Regions from separate parts of the Homo sapiens genome. Here region 1 is linked to region 2. A link is a contact called in ENCODE Hi-C or POLR2A ChIA-PET data. All regions are on one chromosome and are shown on one strand. Each heading gives the region's core, a stretch centred on a gene start or an enhancer-like site at or near the end of the contact. The rest is flanking DNA. Distances are from core to core; before and after follow the strand shown.

What was found. Hi-C counts contacts between places; a loop is a spot of excess contacts on that map. ChIA-PET counts read pairs that join two places held with the same protein, here RNA polymerase II (POLR2A). Pooled maps may share reads with other maps.
Region 1: a map of CD8-positive, alpha-beta T cell shows a loop between it and region 2 (2.0-fold over the local background). The contact joins the promoter of LINC01479 here to the enhancer-like site in region 2. A Hi-C loop is called at or near these places in 5 of 168 maps with a recorded cell type or tissue (CD8-positive, alpha-beta T cell, Caco-2, Calu3 and 2 more) and 2 of 50 pooled maps. POLR2A ChIA-PET finds 5 or more read pairs at or near these places in 2 of 52 experiments (GM12878 and OCI-LY7).

What each region holds. Positions count from the first base shown.
Region 1 is chr12:67,924,247-67,930,883 of GRCh38, reverse strand. LINC01479 (long intergenic non-protein coding RNA 1479) reads right to left here and starts at 1,649. Exons shown (of 3, transcript NR_120456.1): 1 at 1,497-1,649.
Region 2 is chr12:67,883,213-67,890,007 of GRCh38, reverse strand. No RefSeq gene overlaps it. Among named protein-coding and RNA genes, the nearest start is that of LINC01479, 43 kb to the left of the region's middle. Within about 2 kb of position 4,476, at least 2 of the 41 ENCODE cell types and tissues checked have a DNase peak (open chromatin) inside an H3K27ac peak, as active enhancers do.

The DNA of each region.
Region 1 (6,637 bases), core at 400-2,899, 44 kb before region 2:
GCAAACCGACTGCGTTTGCAGCATCTACCTTGGCCACCCCCTAATGCCCCATAGGATTTGGAGGACAAGAAGAACCTACATGAATATTGGAGCTGATGCTGCTTGCTGTGCCATGAGTGATAAAGTCCTCTGTGTCTGACTCAGGAATCTGTGTCTTCTGCAAGAATCCATGCAATTGTGGCGGCTCCCTTGTTAGCTTGGAAGCAGACAAAACTTCACACCCTTAATCATTCTTAACATGGTGACAATATTAAAATTATTTCAGGTTTATGAGCTTTATTTTTCTCAGTGGAAAACTTGGGATAAAAATTCTAACTTCACAAACTCATTGTAAGAGACAAATGGAAGGTCATAGGTGTAGCAGAGATGGTTAGCTATTCCCTAATATATGTTCTCTCTCTCTCTCCTCTAACATAGAAATTGTAGTGTGACAAAGGCTACCAGACTGACTAAAACATCTCCTAGCCTCGTTTGCAGCTAGCTGTGATCAAGCAATAAAGCTCTGTCAATGGGGTGTGAGCAGAAACACAACTTGCAGATGATGCTCTTGCAAGGAAGGAAAATTCTCTCCCCTTCACCTTCCCTCCTTCCCATTGCCTGGAATACAGACACAGTGGTAAGACATCTTGGAACATTTGGATGGGAAACACCCTACACATGGCAGAGCACTAAAACAAAAGGAACCTGGAGCCTCTGTCCTCTTGCTGTCACCATTCAAGTCCTGGACTGCAAATATACAGACTGTCACATCAGAAAAAACTTCCCGTCTTGTTAGAGCCACTCCTATTTGGCATGTTTATTGAAGAAATGAACTGGTATTCTAATGAATGGAGGAATGAGAAGATCCGAGTGAGGGATTAGAAAGATGCTATTGGTGATGGTAGAGAAAAGAAAATAGAGCCAGATAAATTAGGAGGGAGATCACCTAGCTGCCAAGTAATGGGTTATTTTTCAGAGGTTTTGAATGTTGGCAAATCTTTAAGTCTTACCTGGTCTGTGGACTCTTACAAGAAGTTTGAATTCCATAGTCAAATTAGGAACACACTGACTTAAACATAATTCTTTATTATAGGTAGTACAAGTGTTTTCAGCACTAAAAGATTTTATGCCTCTTAAAAGAGAGGGCTGAAAATAAAGTATTCCTCATACTTATCTGAAAATGAGACCTTTCATCTAAAACTAGTGTTCATGGCCACTAGAGGACACATGATCCAATGCCTATGGGATTTAAAGACGTCTCCCAGCCCTCTTAGAAATTTGTAACCTGCAGTAACACCCAAATAGTCAACAAAGCAATTCACAAAGGTATTTGTCAGATAGGATGAAATAGACATGTGTGCATGACACATACACACCCTTTTCCAAACCAGAGCCAAAAGTTGCAGATACACCAGAAACCATGCGGTATCAATTTTCCCCTCTAAAGAGTTCAGCTTTGTTTTTGTTCCAAGGTGTGAATGAATAGCACAAGGACTGAAAAGGATAACAGTTCCTACCTTGATTCCACTTGAAGATCTTCATGAAGAAAGTCCTTGCTGGAACCTGAGCAGACTGAATACTAATTTCTCTTAGCAAGACATTACACTGCATGGTGGATGGCCTTCTTGCTCAGGAAGTTCATGACAATCCAAGAGGCAAAATGAAAGGAGGCAGAACAGAGCATGTAAAGTCAGAATCTTGTGACTTTGGCCCTGAGAGTGTTTGATCTGGCAGGAACTATTTTCCATGAGTAACCGAGTCCTGTATAGCACTTATGGGATCAAATGGCAGTATAAATTGGATCAACAGTTAATGTCTTAATTCTCTCCATGACCAATGTGAGGAAAAGTAATTCTATTTAAATCCTTCATAGAAAAATACTTCATGCAGAATCCTGGGGGGAAAAGAATTAAAAATTGTGATCTCATGTCAAATATTCCTGCAGTTTTCTCAACAGTACAGTTAATCCTTTGGGCTGGCAAAAGCAGGTTTTCTTTCATTATTTTGGTCTGTATTGGCAACGAAGTTATTAGGTGCAAAAGAAACACACACAGAGATGTCACACCACACTTGACACTGTCACTGTGGTGACAAGGTTTTCTCCAGCTGTCAGTGTCAGAAGGATTTCATTCTGTTTGATGCCACACGGTTTTGTGGTGAGAAGTGGCAGGCAAGCCCTTTTATTCCTTGTAATGTCTTCATTAATAATAGCAGTCATCAATTACCAGAGAAAAGGAGTACAAAATAAATTGTAAACATTATAACCTGGGGTCTTTATGGAGGATCTTTTATATTGTTTCATGGAATTGGAGGTGAATTCAGCAATAGGATTTTTGAACTCTGGAAAGATAGGGGGAAGCTTCCATTTCTTATATGCATGTTGGTCACATAAGACATCAGTCTGTGTGCACAGTTTCCTCATTTTCTTCAATGGTCTGGGTCATTACTTACCCAACAATCTGAAAAAAAAGTACAAATTATGTGTCTAAGTCTATACAATGAGAAGGTGACTTCTTTTTAAGAGCCATGAGAACTTCTCAGAATAAGAATCTCTTTTACAAACCAGTGGAAATCTATCAATCTTAGTTTGGGGGATACCAGGTAAGGTTTCTTCTTTGTAGGGTTTCTGGAGCTTTTAATGAGATGATGCATTCTGTGAAGCTTTAAGGGAAAAAGAAAATATACAGTTTCCTGAGTTTGTTTCATCACAGAAACATTTGTTATGGGCCTAGATAGTTCCATGAAACCTCTATTTTGGAAAGGCTAAAGGAATTAGTTAATCCATTAGCTTTTATATCTAATAAGCACATACTGTGCCTACAAAGAAACAAAAGTTTTCAAGAAACGCCCTCTTAACCTGGCAGTCGGACCAAAGTCCACATTCTTGGTGAGGAAGTTAGGCCTAACAATGTTTTAGCAGAGATATAATTTGATCCTTGGGACTATTTAAGAATACAGCAGTAAAAGTTGCTTACTTTGAGCTGTGGCAGAGATGGGCTGCAGGATTTGTGCAATTCTCATCTCACTGGTTGGAATTCTCTTCTCTCCTATTTGAGAAAATACAGTGTGAAAAAGTCACGTTCCTGCAAGGGTAGAACTCACAGTCTCTAAAATATGACCTAGTGATTCAAAAAGATTGGTACTTTGCTGTTTGACAACATTTTTCAGTGAACCATCACACTTTAAAATAGCCCTGTATAGAGCCCTGACTCCAAGGATCCTGAAAGTATCCCAGAGAGGCTTTTACCATTGGTGGGTGTGTGTGTGCAGGCGTGCATGTGCAAATTCACCCACATGTACAGGCTCTGGATTAGAGGCCGGGAGGAGAATCCAGAGAAGGAAAAACAGACCACACCTCCCCGAAGTCTTCAAAGCTGGTAAGAATTCCCAAGACAGCAGTTCTTTTGAAGCTCCCCACATGCCGTTTTATGGGTTTTTGGTTTTCAAATTAACATAGACTATGAACACCAGGATTTAGCCTCATGGATTTTTGCCCTATGCTATAGAGAAGTCTTCACTTGGCATCTTGGTTTACTGCCTGTGGGAAAATATGACAGGCAATTATAATGTCCTTTTAGTTATAAGCTGAAGTAGGAGTAATATTTTAAAAATATATAAAGCAAATATAGAGGCAGCTTAGCATAGCAGTTAAGAATAGAGATTCTAGAACCATTTTGCCTGAGTTTGAACCCAAATTCTGTGCCCTTGGGCAAATCATTTAAATGTGCTATGCCTCAGCTTCCTTGTCAGTAAAATGGGTCTGATTACAGAACCCCCCGCAGACTGTCATAGGGTTACGTGAGTTCATATCTGGAAAGCTCTTAGAATAGTGCCTGATACTTAATAAATGTTTATTACATTTTAAAATATTTTTAAATATGGTTTTCAGCCAGGCACGGTGGCTCATGCCTGTTATCCCAGCACTTTGGGAGGCCAAGGTGGGTGGATCACCTGAGGTCAGGAGTTCAAGACAAGCCTGGCCAACATGGCAAAACCCCATCTCAACCAAAAATACAAAAATTAGCTGGGTGTTGTGGTGCACACCTGTAGTCCCAGCTAGTCAAGAGGCTGAGGCAGGAAAATCTCTTGAACCCGGGAGATGGAGGTTGCAATGAGCCAAGACCGCACCACTGCACTCCAGGCTGGGTGACAGAGTGAGACTCCGTCTGAAAAAATAAATATGGTTTTCATTTTCTCTCTTGTATTTCATAACACTCAGAAGTTATTCCACTGGACACTCCAGGGAAAGCTGGCAAGTCACTGCCACCCGGGAAAAGCAGTAGCTATGGGGCTAGGAAAGTGTTGGCCACAGTGGAAGAAGAAGCAGGCCCATGGTGGACTTCAGGAGAACTAGGAGGAAGCTGGCATGGATGGGTGTTACAGATGGACCCTCCTTTCAATAGGAGAATTCCTGGAAGGGTGGTAGAGGTGGCTGGTTACAAGCAAAGCAGAGAGCGGAGTAGGTTCCTTATTTCCAGTTGGGGACTGTGGGAAGAGTCTCACAGATGCCCCTCTTTCCCTCACATCAACATTGATGGGCTCCATCAGAGTAACCTTTGCAGCAGTTGCATGCTTAGGCCAAAGGAGGCCTATATTTAGTTCTCCCAATTCTTCCTCCACTCTCTTGGGTATCCTGACATTCTGGGCCCCTGTGGAGGACATGCAGAGGTTAGATAACAGCGCTAGGGGAAGTTTACTAGGGATGTTACTGTGGTGAGATTAAACAGGCAGACCCTGTGGCTGAGGGCTACAGGCCAGATTACCTGAGCCTGGATTCGGTAGGTACAGCCATAGCCACAGATGCCTCTTGAAGAGAGCAGAGGAAAGGGACATTTGAGGATGGAATGTCCAAAAAAAAAAAAAAAAAAGATAGACTGAGTTACATAAAAAGTCTTTCAATTATTTTATGCAACAGAGTTTACAACAGACTGGATTATCAGACACAGAGGGGTAGGTGGTGTGAGGAATATCAGGTAAGCTATAGAAAAACAGAAAAATTACATTTTTTTCTGCTAATCTAAGGTTAGCGTAGTTTACATAATTCCACAACAGAAACATTTATTCAAAAGATGACTATTAATAGCATGCAAAGTTGTACTAGATGCTTGGAGGGATAGAAACTGGAGATAGATAAGGATCTTGCCTTAAGCGTTGTGTAAGAAAAACAAAGCTCAGCACAGGAAGAGCTTGCTGAGCTTAGGTTTGTCATATTGAATTTGAAATGGTTGAACCTCATGTGAAGGTACCCAGGAAAGAATTGGGAATGTAAGGTTGGAGCTCAGAAGGAGAGAAGAGAGATGAAGTTATTTGAGAGGACATCCACTTAGAGGGAACGACTAAAGCTTGCCAAAGAGAGTTGAGAAGAGTAAAAGTTCTATTCATTTATTCAATGAACATGCACCACCCTCTTCTTGGTTCAGGTATAGCAATCAGTGTCAGGAAGGAAGAGTCTGGAAGTGGCCACGGTATTGTCCAAAGAAGGATCTAGAGTGTCAGTTTATTGTGACCTTATGTGGCAGAGACCACTTGGGGTGGCCAATTGCCAAGTTCTCTTTTTCCCAAGCATCTGGCTCAACCACATTTTCCAGTTTTCCTCAGCTTGGAGTGGCCATGTGATGAAATTCTGTCCAGGAGCACAAGGGTGTTTGCGATATGGGCCACTTGCCATATCCATTCCCTTTTATCTTCTACATGAAAGCAAAATTGCTTTTATTTCCACATGATTTCCAGCTTAGTAAAGAAGACACAATGAGGAGGTAGGACTGAATTACTACAAAGTCCTCACCCACCCTGTAAGGACTGGAATGTAAGGACATGAGTGAGAAATAAGCCTTTATTATTAAACCACTAGGATACTAGGATGTAGGCTGTTTGTTTTAGATGCTAGTGTTGTTTTGTTTTGTTTTGTTTTTTGAGACAAGGTCGTTCTCTGTTGTTCAGGCTGGACTGCAGTGGTGTGATCTCGGCTCACTGCAACCTCCGCCTCCTGGGTTCAAGCGATTCTCCTGCCTCAGCCTTCCAAGTAGCTGGGATTACAGGTGCCTGCCACCACGCCCAGCTCATTTTTGTATTTTTAGTAGACACAGGGTTTCACCATGTTGGCCAGGCTGCTTTCGAACTCCTGACCTCAAGTGGTCTGCCCACCCTGGCCTCCCAAAGTGTTGGGATTACAGGCGTGAGCCACGGCGCCCAGCTCAGGTGCTAGTATTACTATTTACCTAATAAATACAAACCAAGATCGATTTAACTCACTAGTTTACACTAAGCAAAACCCAAAGGAGACTGGGATGGCTACCAGAATGACAGCTTATTGATTGAATTTGACAAATGTATCTGTCATTCAGACCAGAAATTCTCATACTGACATGCTCCAAGCCTTCTCTGGTTGTTGTCAGACTGCTCGGGAGCCAAACAATCCAAAGCCACTTTGTGCACTGGCCATGAGCAATCACTGCTCAAGGACTGGAAACACGTAGAATCCATGCACTTATCGTATTCTTGTTCAGTGGGAGATCCAGATGGGAATGAGAGGTTGTCTGAGAAACATGGAAGCAGGATAAGGGGAGTTATATAAAACCAGAGATTAAGGACCAAGAGCCAGGGGACCCTGAATCATCTGTCTCTTGAGATTACTTTCCAATGTGACTAAAAAGATTGG
Region 2 (6,795 bases), core at 3,227-5,726:
CATGGATTGAGGATTTACAGTGAGTTGGAAAGGGCTAGTTCTTTGTATGATTATCTCCTTTAATTCTGACAGCAACTCTAAAAGATGGCTATTGTTGTTCCCATTTATTTTTATTTATTTTTTTTGAGGCTCTGTTGCCCAATCTGGAGTACAGTGGCACGATCTTGGCTCACCGCAACCTCTGCCTCCTGGGTTCAAGCAATTCTAGTGCCTCAGCCTCCCTGGCAGCTGAGACTACAGGTGCACACCACCACACTTGGCTATTTTTTTGTATTTTTTTAGTAGAGATGGGGCTTCACCATGTTGGCCAGGCTGATCTCAAACTCCTGGCCTCAAGTGATCCGCCCTCCTGGGCCTCCCAAAGTGCTGGGGTTACAGGCATGAGCCACCACGACCAGCCCGTTGTTCTTCCATGTTACAAACAAACTTAGCCAGGTGCAGTGGCTCATGCCTGTGATCCCAAAACTTTGGGAGGCTGAGGCAGACGGATCACCTGAGGACGGAGTTCGAGACCAGCTTGAACAACATGGAGAAACCCCGCCTCTACTAGAAATACAAAATTGGCCGGGCGTGGTGGTGGATGCCTATGGAGGCTGAGGCAGGAGAATTGCTTGAACTTGGGAGGTGGAGGTTGCAGTGAGCTGAGATCGTGCCATTACACTCCAGCCTGGGCAACAAGAGCAAAACTCTGTCTTAAAACAAACAAACAAACAAAACAAAACAAAAGAAAAAGCAGCAGAAAAGTTAAACAATTGACCCTTTTAAACACACAGCTAGTAAGTCAAAGAAACAGCATTCTTAACCCCTATCTTGTACTTAACTCTCTTTAAGCTCCCATTTACTCAGAGTGGTATATGAGATAAAACACAAGTTCCTGTCCCAGATAGGCATTTCCTTCTTAATGTCCCCAAACACAAACATGTAGTATGTCCCAAATCACAAGCATGACTTTTCCCTACTCTTCCATGATTCTCTATCTTGGTTAATGGACAAAATCCCAGTCTCCAGGAGCCTAAGAATCCATCTAGAGTCCTTTCTTTCCCTGATTCCCCCACTTTCTGCTGATACCCATCTCCTTCATGGTTTTCTAGACTCCTTCTCCCCATGCTCAGGGCTCCCTGTGCAGCTTAGGCCCTCATCACCTCTCTACTATTGTGCTGGCTTCTCTACCACGGCCCTTGTTGGGTCTGATGTTGCTCTAATCGATCATCCACACTGCTTCCAGAGGAGTTTTCCAAAATACAGATAGGATCATGTCCTTATTAATTATCTTTAAACAAGACACAGAGCTTAAGTCACCTGCCCAAGCTCTAAAAAGGAAGAGTCAGAGTTTGGCTTCAAATCCAGAAGGTCTGGATCAAAAGCCTATACTCTTAACCACTTCACTGGCAGTACCTTCCAGAAAATGAAAGGATAATTTCACCCCTGTTCCTCTCACTGCCTGCTCTTTCTGCCAAGGACTTTCTCACAACTTCCACAGCAACGTTTTGCCTCTACCTAGTTTTGGCTTAAAGTTAGTCAGAATCACGCAACCCTAAAGTAATACACCAAATCCATGAATTTTTCTTGAGCTCTTTCTTGCCCAAGTCTTCATACACACCCAGGGACACCCCAGATCAGTGCAGGAGATTTTCCGAAAAAACACTAATTTGTCAAGTTCAACAAGCTCAATGTTACTTTTGAAAGAAAAACATCTTGAAAATGTAAACCCTCTGAGACTGATATCCAACTCTTAATTTTTCTCTATTGAAGGCATCACAGATCATTTATTGATCTTTTTCGAAAAGTAAAATAAGAAAAATGTATGTGTCAATTGAGTAAATAGTTTTAAGGTTAGATTGAAGCTGTAAATCAGGGTTTGGAAAAATAGTTGTGCCTATGGTTACTTTTTGTATGGGTTCATGAATTTTTTATTTGTTCTTTTCAATAACACTGTATAAGGTAGAAATTGTATCCCCCCCTTTTATGAATGTGAATCCTGAGGCTCAACCAACTTGCATTAAGTCATCTTGTTGGATGGTGGTGAAAGGGAAACACAAACTCAACCTTCTGACATTAAGGTGCATGTTGTTCCCGCTCTCCTGCCTCTCAAAGATCTGAAAATACTTTTCTAAATACACTTTTTATTTTGGAATCACTTTAGATTTCTGGAAAAGTTGCAAAGATAGTACAGAGAGTTCTTGAATACCCCTAACCTAGTTTCCTCAGTGCTAACATTGTACATAACCACATTACAGTCATCAAAATTATGAGGTTAACATTTATACATTACTATTAACTAAACTCCAGTCCTTGTGCAAATTTCAACTGCTTTTTACTAATAATCTTTATCTGTTCTAGGATCCAATTCAGGACACTCCCTTACATTCAGTCATCATGCCGTGTCTTCTCTGGTCTGTGACATTTTCTCTGTCTTTCCTTGTTTGTCATTACCTTGACTGTTTTAAAGAGTACTGTTTCAGTATTTTGTGGATGTTGAAAATAATTTTTTGATACTCAAAAATTTCATTTATCTGTTTAAGGCAAAAGTATATCTATACCTATTTGATTTTTGTGGACATATTTCAGGAAGCAGATGCAGATTTCCTGGTTGTTTTAGTTTTGTTTGTTTATTTGTTGTTGTTTTTACCTGAAAATGATGGCACATTTCTTCTTGACACCATCAGGGACACAGAACTTTTATCAACACTGTGTTTACCTTGTAATGCCTATCCTCAGATGAACTGTGTTCCCAGATCATTGGATCCTTGAGGTCTAAAATAGTAACTGAACAGAAGAGGTGATGAATATACATGCAAAATGAAGAGAGGGGAACATTTCACAGAGAGATAGAATAGTAGCCAACCAAAATGGACATAAAGTTTCAAGAAACAAAAGTTAATTACTATGGCAGAAATCAGGTTAAAAGAACTTTAGGTATAATGGATTACATTGTGTTGTACTAGGGTTGATAACTCTTTATTGCCGGTTACGTTGGGCTTGAGGAATATTGAAGGCAAGATTCTGGTGTTTCACTTCATGTAGTAAAATCTTATAAAATATAATGATAAAGATCACAGCACCCTTCCCAGTACCTGACACACATTAGGTACTTGGTAAATGCAAATATCTTTGTAGAGAATGCTTATCTAACACTTACTATGTGCCAGGTACTCTTCCAATGCTTTATATACATTAACTCATTAAATCCTTACCACTACCCATTTTGCAGTGGAGGAATTGAGCTTCAGAGACGTTAAGTGAGTTGTCCAAGGTCACACACGGCATAGCTGGGATTTGAAATCTGGGCAGTTGGGAACCATATGCATCCTTTTAACTGTGATACTCCACTGCTTCCTTGTAATCCATGAAGAACAACATGAGGAGTTAGCATTGCACTTATTTTCAAGATGACTGAATTTAAAATAACTTAACCTTTTATGTTGGAACTATTTCTAAGATACATCAATTGTCTTCCTAACACAGATCGCATATTTTCTGATATTAGAGGGTTATGAAATATGAACACCAAATCTGTGTTTTGCTTAATTATTTTTATTTTACTCTACGCAGAATGGTCCCACACTGAGAAAATGTTCATGAATTTTTTTTTCCTGCCATTTTGATTTATCCATTTCTTTTATCATTGTCAGTTCTGTCATTTCTTGCCACTTTCAGTTGCCTGACTTGGACAGCATCCTTTTTATCTCTTTGCAACAACTATTTCCATTTTGCTATTAGAATTGTATCTTAAATAAAATAAATAGATACTGGGGAGTGCTCTAAGGCCCTTTTCTGTGAGTTCAGAGCATAAGAGAGAGGGTTCAGTTTGTAAGTATTTCAGTTGCTTACCCTTCACTTAGCTGCTTTGCTTATTTCCTTGGCTCAACTCCTAATCATTGAGATCACTTCTGGATAAGTGAACTAATATATCACACGTTTTGAACACAATGACTTAAAATAGTTAATCAGTTACCACTGGTTATTTTATCTCCTCAATCACATTACTAAAAGACATGCCATTCAAGGCAAAAAATAAATTGGCTGTTTATCTTCTAAAAAGAATGCAAATGTGACTCATTATATCATTTAAAGCCCGATTTCCATCATCTGGGAATTGGGGCACAGTGGTTTATCTTTAGTTTAACAGAGAAATTTTCTCCTGTGGTGAATGCTCTTAATGATTCCTGGCATCTGAGGGTTTAGGGTCGGATGTGGGTTGTTTCTTAGGAGGTATTTGGTTCCTCAAGTGGCATATGAGGATGTAATCCCTGACTGACACCATTTCCCTTCCTTATACCTAAATCCTTACAGTGAAACCACACGGTTATTTTCTCTTTGTCTTCCCCAACACTAGAATTATTTCAAGCATTTTTAGATGGATGGAGTTTTTGTTCCTGGCTCGTTCTAGTGGAAACAGAGAAGTCCTCTGTCTGGGCAGAGTTGGGGCCAAATTGAGCAGGAAGCTCAGCTGCTATGTCAGACCCAGCTGAATTTGGGAGATAGTTGCTGGATGCGAACCAAGGTGTTTGTAACTACCAAATCTTTCATGATCTTTGGTACTGCTTGCCTCTGTGACATCTCAAAGCGTCCACATAGGGAAGGAGGCCCAACTAAGTACTATGGGGAAATTTCACAGGGGGAAAATAATGGTTTCCATAGCTTAGAATTTTTTCACAAGGGCACTCAACAAACCTGAAACAGGTCACTCATAGTTCCAAGTGGGAGACTGTTCAATGATGAAGAGTTACTTGACTCTCAGGTTGTAAATATAACACTCAAAACTTGTGATTTATTGATCTCACGCCTGGTGACTATTTTATCCTTCTGTAAATGGAACCAAAGTGCTATTAAGTAGTCTTAGTACATCAATAATACATGTCCCTATTAATTATGTGGTTAGTGAACTTTCAGTGTGAGACGTCATCTGAGTTTATCAAGTAACAATTATGTAGAACTTAAAAAGAAATCCCCATTTCAATTCTTTAAGATTATATACTTTATATCCTTTAACAACATCTAAATTCTTCCCAAGTTGGATAAACACATTATCAGATTCATTCTCTAACCACATTTAACTAATTTACTTCCAACCCCACCACCATTACCTTGCAGACCACATAGTCAAAGAGGTGTTCAATTTTGACACTGAGTTACAGGCAAGGTAGTTTCCTGATGGGTGAATTATTAATATTCAAGATAAATCAGGTTACCAGGCAACTTTCCAAGCACGACTTTTTACAGCAATAGCAAATGTAACTGGAGCTTTCCAGAAATGAATCGTGGTCCAACCTATTACCCATCAACTCTTCCTGGTTTTATGTGTGATAGAACACAGCCATGAAATCTGAACTCCATTTTTGAGGTAGTTATTGAAACACCAGTTATTTCTAAGAATAGCAGTGACCATATATTAATAGCCAATTAAGGCATTAGTCTCTGCTCACTGCTTGCTTCCAACTTATTCCTCGGTCAGCCTGGAGAACTGGGTTGTATTTGAATAACAACGAGAGGAAAAGGTCCTGCTGCTATTTTTTTTTCTCAGCAGCTGACTCTGGGTGACAAAATGAATTTTTCTCACAAAACCCCAGAATATAAAGCTGCCAAATTTCTCCTTTTGTGGAGGTATCTGAATAAGAAATGTGGAAGATGGCAATTTTCTAAGAACAACTGGCTTAAGAAATAAAAAAAGTCAGATTCTCTAATTGATAAATGAAAAAAACACTTGTTTAAAATACTGCCCTACAATTGGTTCTTTTTACTTTCTCCTCCTTCCATCTTTGAGAATTTTTCTTCTCTTATCGTCCTACTAACACCCATTCACTTCTCACCTTTCTTCAGGTTCCAAAAGAGATTTACCTCATTATCAGGTATTTCACTCTGCTTTGTCCTTACCAATGGAGTCATCAGTTAAGGGTTTTATCCAGAGTGACCAACACAGTGCCTGGTTTCACTGTCCCCTTGCTGATGGAAGGAGAAGCCATTTAGTCACCAGATTACAGCTGAGGATAAGCAGGGGTAAGAAGGAGCAAGGATGTCCCCTTCCGTAGCCAGCTCTCATGGACTGCATTGGCTCATGTCCTTCCTGAAAAGAGTCTCAGGCAGTGAAGGGAGGCTGGAAGGAAGAAAAAGTGAGAGAATGAGGAGAATTGTCATTGCCACCATGTACTGAGGGCCTATTTGAAATCAGGATCTTCCTTCATATTAGCTCATTTAATTCCCACAACAACCCTGCAAAGGATTATCATCCTTCTTTTAATGATGGAACTTGTGAGGCTCAAAGAGTCTAAGCAACTTGTACTGGATTCCCAGTTGGTAAATTGCAGAGCCAGAATTTGAAACCAGATCTGTGTCACCCAATGCTTGATCTGCTTCCCATCCTTCTAGTATGGAGCCCCCACAGAGGCAAGAGGGAGGGCAGATCAAGGTCCTCGGGTGCCCCTACTCCCTGCCTTCCTCACCATGGAGTCTCAGTGATTGAGATTTCCTGTGTCCCCAGCCAAGGTGTCAGTGAAATCACTGGGTTCTCAGCTGCTACTTTCCTTAGGGGAGACAAAGCACTTGTCCTCCCAAACAGTACCATCACTCTACCTAGAAGGTGTTGATATTCATCTATAAAGATGACTTGGTTACTCACTGCCAACCAAATATTTTTAACAAGCATTTTTTTTGGGGGGCGGGGGGGTGGGGAAATATGGTTAATAAATCAGAATTGGTCCTGCTACAATTTTCAAGCTTCTATTTAATATATGAGATGACTGATACACAATTACAATAAATATAATTCCAATTAAAATTAATACAGCTACCATTCAT